Regions from separate parts of the Homo sapiens genome. Here region 2 is linked to region 1. The links are chromatin contacts, found by Hi-C in ENCODE. All regions are on one chromosome and are shown on one strand. The core of a region is the stretch at or near the end of the contact, and the rest is flanking DNA. Distances in the headings are between cores, read along the strand shown.

Region 1 (2,700 bases), core at 75-2,574:
CTCCACCTGCAGACCTGGTGCAGGATCCACTGGGTGAAGCCAGCTGGGCTCCTGAGTCTGGTGGGGACTTGGAGAACCTTTATGTCTAGCTAAGGGATTGTAAATACACCAATCAGCACTCTGTCTCTAGCTCAAGGTTTGTCAACACACGAATCAGCACCCTGTGTCTAGCTCATGGTTTGTGAATGCACCATTCGGCACTCTGTATCTAGTTATTCTGGTGGGGACTTGGAGAACCTTTATGTCTAGCTAAGGGATTGTAAATACACCAATCAGCACTCTGTATCTAGCTCAAGGTTTGTAAACCCACCAATCAGCACCCTGTGTCTAGCTCAGGGTTTGTGAATGCACCAATCGGCACTCTGTATCTAGATACTCTGGTGGGGACTTGGAGAAACTTTGTGTGGACACTCTGTATCTAGCTAATCTAGTGGGGACCGTGGAGAACTTTTGTGTCTAGCTCAGGGATTATAAACGCACCAATCAGCACCCTGTCAAAACGGACCAATCAGCTCTCTGTAAAACAGACCAATCGGCTCTCTGTAAAATGGACCAATCAGCAGGATGTGGGTGGGGCCAGATAAGAGAATAAAAGCAGACCTCCGGAGTCAGAAGTGGCAACACGCTGGGATTCCTTTCCACGCAGTGGAAGCTTTGTTCTTTTGCTCTTTGCAATAAATGCTGCTGCTCACTCTTTAGGTTTACACTGACTTTATCAGCTGCAACACTCACCCTGAAGGTCTGCAGCTGCACTTCTGAAGCCAGCGAGACCACGAACCCACCAGAAGGAAGAAACTCCAAACGCATCCGAGCATCAGAAGGAACAAACTCTGGACACGCTGCCTTTAAGAACTGTGACACTCACTGCGAGGGTCCGCGGCTTCATTCTTGAAGTCAGTGAGACCAAGAACCCACCAATTCCGGACATAATAGACGGACTTGCCATCCTGCAAAGACCTGAGGAACCATCCTTTTTCTCAGAGTCCTCTCAAGAAAAAGAAGTCTCTGCAACTTGGAGCAATCTCTAAGTAGCTGTCTGAGCCCCCTGGAAGAGGGCTGTTGTGGGCAGCTGCATTCAGTGTGAGCAACCTGGAGTGGGCCTGTCCTCCTGCTCGTTCCCAGGTTCAGGCCTGGAAGAGGGAGTTGGAGGCATGAGAGAAGCCACTGTGGGGAGAGCACCTGGTTCTTCCAAGGCTCGGGGCATGTGTGGTCCCTGGCTGACTTGGGTGTCCTCTGGTGTGTGCGGTCAGTCTTCTTCTGACTGTGGATGCCAAAGGGGAGGCCCTTATCTCTTAGCGCATGACTCATCTCTTCGCGCATGACTCATCTCTTTGTGCATGACTGTATTATTCTCAGCGTGTCATGTGGTTCCTGTGCATAACTGAGCTCAATGAATATTTGCTGATTTCAGGGAGTGTGTTAGCCTAGGATGCTACCTCCTGGGAAGCCCTGAGAGGAAGGATAGTTAAGAATTCATATTACCCAGGGAGGTCTGGCCTTGCCCTCTTTGGCTACAGGGAGGCAATCTCTAGGCTCTGGAATGTCATGCCTCATAGGGGTCTCTTTATTTGCCTGGGGTCTTTGGGCCAGGTGGTACCAGTTCTGTCTCTAGAGGGGCTGGGGACGAGAGGGCAGCCATGTGGGCAGTATTTGAATGAGCTCCAGCAAAAGCTTTGGACACCGAGGCCTGGGTGAGCTTCTCTGGGAAATTGACACTGTGACAGTGACATGTCTGTGACTCCACTGGGAGAGGAGAACAGAGATTCCACGTTTAGAGCCCTCCTGGGCTCTGCCCTTTGGGCTTCATCACTTGGCTGACTTTAATCTGTACTCTTTTTGCTGTATTAAACTTTAACTGTGAGTATAACACTTACAATGAGTTCTGTTTTTCCAGCAAATTGTTGAACCTGAGGGTGGTTTTGGGAACCACCTGACTTCCAGTTTATGTCAGAAGTGAGGGTGTCTTCTGTCGAAGAGCCAACTTCAGTTGGCTCAAAAACTCAAATAGGGAAGTTCTGACCTAGTGGTATGCGTGTTGAAATTGCGTATAGGGACAAACCTGATTATCTGGGTATACACAGAGGCCCAGGCACCTGCAACAGAAGGCTCATGCCAGAGACATTGCTCTGAGCCCTCCACTTGTCCACCCTTAGAGGCCAGCAGGCAAATACCTCTTGACATGCCAGGACTCCAGAGTGTTATGTAGTAGGGGTGGCAGCTAATGGGGCCCTCTGGTGAGGTGCAGGCCTGAGCCCTTGAATGGGGCTTTGGCTCCTTGGCTAATTAGCTTGGCATCCCCAGCTGGGGCGGGAAGGGACTCAGGTTCTAGACTGCACTGTAGCAGTCATCTGAAGTTCCAGACCACCTCACACCTGCTGCTTTCCTTTGGGAAACCTGCAACCCTCTTCCTGGGGATCCTTGGATCCTGAATCCCCAGGCTGAGAAGGCCTTACCAAGGGTTTCAGCTCCTGACTCTAACTTGGACCACACTCACAGCCATGACAGCTGATTCCTGTCGTTGAGACACTCCAGAGAGGATTTAAATAAATTTCCTTCTATGGCTCATTTCAGGGACCAAGACGACTTTCAGTTAGGAATTTCCTCCTGACACTGTGTTCAAAACTCTTACACATTGTTGGAGAGGGCGTAGACTGGTGCAGCCATTTTGGAGAGAGATTTGGCAAAACCCATCAAAACTGA
Region 2 (2,700 bases), core at 201-2,700, 590 kb after region 1:
GTTCGATTAATCTGCTATAGCAGCTCACAGAACTCAGGGAAACGCTTTACTTACATTTACCAGTTTAATCCAGGTGAAAGAGATCCACAGAACAAGGCATGTGCCCCCATCCTGAGGCTATTTAGGGGCCACCAGCCATCTCAGAAGCAGACAAAAGACACTCATATCCCTCTAGAGATTCCAGGGCTTCAGGATCTCTTGCCAGGAAAGGGAGATGAAGACCAAATGTATATTTCACAGTATCAGAGTACCTGAGTATATTTCACCACCATTAAACAAGAGGTGATGCATGACTCAGCTCCATCAGAGAAGTAAGAAGACTCGGGGCGAAGAAGGCCCTGTGCCTTTCTCTGGCACACTGGAAGCACCTGCTTGTGTACCAGCTTCTCACCAAGACCCCTGTTGCCAAAGCAACCAAGTTTGGCTTTTCCTGCCCAAAGCACGCAGGCATCCTTGAGCAGGGGAGAGGTGGAGCCAGGCATGCACCGGGAAACCACCACATACCATGTCCAATGGCTGAGCCCTTTGAACTCTCAAGGTTGCTAAATGGTACCTGAGTCCAGGACTCCCACCAAGACACCCAACTCCACAGACAGACAAGTTAATAAATCACAGCGTGAATCCCCTTCAGAGGGTGGCTGTGTGTAAAAATAGAGAGGGCACCACAGCTTCCTGCCCACCTTTTCCTGGTGTCCCTGGAATCATTCATTACAACCACAGGGCAAGAGTCCGTGGTGGCAGAGATGAAGAGGCTCAGTGGCCTGGCTCCACCTCCTCACTTCACAGAGACACTGAGGTCACTCAGGGACTCAGTGCCTCGCTGCACTCACACAGAGACTCAGGAGTCAAAACCAGTTAAAACCAGGCCTCAGGTCTCCCTACTCCCACGCCACCTTGAAGGACACACCCCCCAGAAACCACAGCTCACTCCTTTTTCAGGACTTCATAGTCAAGAAACAAGCCCTGCCAATCCTATGCTCAAAAGTCCCCAGGCTGAGATGCAGGTCTTTCAGGTGGGCACCAAACTTTGGTCTGGAATCTTGAACTCATTTCAAAGTGTTTCTCAAGATGGTTCTTGTATAATTTCCACCTTAGCACAAACTAATAGCTCCTCATTGCAATTCCTCTGCCTCTGCAGCCATTTACCACTGCATTGACCTTTGCTTCTAGGTTAATTATCAATAGTTTTGTCTATTGAAGAAATTGAACTGAATTAGCTTAGTTTTAATCTCTCATCAGTAATTCAAATGACCATTTCCCACTGATGAAAAATAAAACTATCCGCGGGGGTGGGTGCAGGAGAGCCACCAACTCCTAACAAGGCTTCACCAGGCAGGGAGGGGCATGGCCCTCACCAGTAGGCATCAAAGCCGTTCCCCTGGCGTCCCATGCTTGAGTGCCCTCGGTCTGGACTGGACTTGTGCCAGGGAGCACGGAGGATGTCCCAGGTTGGTCCGGCCCTGTCTGACAGCCCATTAGCTCCAGCTGTCGGTGACATCTGCCTGCTCTGATTACCGTCAGAGCTGCGGAGAAGCAATGGCCCCCAGCATCGAGCTGTCTCCCCCTGTGCTCAGCTGTCATCAAGTATTGTGTTTCCACCTCAAGGCACTCAGAACCCATCCCCGGCTGCTATTTATAACCTTCCTTGAGGTCGCCTGCCGGTGAGGCTGCAGAAGGGGTGTGCCACTTCAGGGCAAAAGGCCCCAAACACCACCAACTTCCTGCCACTGCCTCCAGGTGAGAAGCAGGCAACTTCTGAGCTGAGCAAAATCAATTCACAAAAGTACATGCAGCATCAGGTCAGCTTCCACTGCGCTCCATGGCTGGGGACTCCAGGCTACATGAGAGGGACACTGAGACTAGGGCAGCTTGCGATGTCACCAGAGGCCTGGAGAGATGGATTCAGATGGCGCCACATGGCTCCATGCTCAGCCTGACAGGACTGCCTCTGATATCTAAAAAGATGCCACAGTGATTGCAAAGGGACTGAAAATCCCAGCCTTTGACTTGTGCTGAGCCACCCATGTTAGTTTCCTGTGGCTGCCATAACAAAGGACCACAAACTGGGTGGCTTATAACGACAGAAATGATTCTCCCACAGTTCTGAAGCCCAGAAGCCCAGAATCCTGCCACACCAGACTCCCTCCAGGGACCCTAAGGGAGAAGCTGCCTTTGCCTCTTTCAGCTTCTGGTGGCCATCAGCATTCCTTGACTTGTGGCCGCATCACTCCAACCTCTGCCTCTGTGGCCACACTGCCTCCTCTTCGTGTGTCTTCTCTGTGTCTCAAATCCCCCGTTGGCCTTTCTCCTACAAGGACACTTGGATGCAGGGCCCACCTAGGTAATCCAGGAGTATCACCCCATCTCAAGATCCTTAATTTAATTTCACCTGCAAAACTGTTTTTCCAAATAAAGTCACACACACTGGGCTCAGGGACGTAGATACATCTTTTGGGGGACCACCTATTCAACCTAGTCTATACCCCAACCTAAGGGAATAAAACAAGAGTCTGGCTTTTAGAGTCAGGAAGCACTGGGTTTGAATCCCACCACTGCCACTGACTTAATAACTAAAATTCTGTCTTTTCTTAGGATGTCACCAGCACCCAGTGTGATTCCAATAACAGGGCCCAGCAGGGCAGGGATCTGAGAACAGGCCTTGCCCTCCTCCCCTCTCACCACAGAAGGCCCAATGGCACG

Evidence for each region. A loop is a pair of places that touch in the nucleus more often than their neighbours do. Pooled maps may share reads with other maps.
Region 2: a loop to region 1 is called in a pooled map, with 4 times the contacts of the local background. The contact joins two enhancer-like sites. A Hi-C loop is called at or near these places in 3 of 37 single-sample maps with no recorded cell type and 2 of 50 pooled maps.

The regions. Positions count from the first base shown.
Region 1 is chr5:133,239,372-133,242,071 of GRCh38, forward strand. All of the region lies in intron 7 of FSTL4 (follistatin like 4), which reads right to left. Among named protein-coding and RNA genes, the nearest start is that of FSTL4-AS1, 16 kb to the right of the region's middle. RefSeq lists enhancers at 713-1,213, 1,144-1,423, 1,214-1,714. Within about 2 kb of position 1,325, at least 4 of the 41 ENCODE cell types and tissues checked have a DNase peak (open chromatin) inside an H3K27ac peak, as active enhancers do.
Region 2 is chr5:133,824,306-133,827,005 of GRCh38, forward strand. It overlaps a transcript of FSTL4 not described here. Among named protein-coding and RNA genes, the nearest start is that of WSPAR, 88 kb to the right of the region's middle. RefSeq lists an enhancer at 515-564. Within about 2 kb of position 1,451, at least 6 of the 41 ENCODE cell types and tissues checked have a DNase peak (open chromatin) inside an H3K27ac peak, as active enhancers do.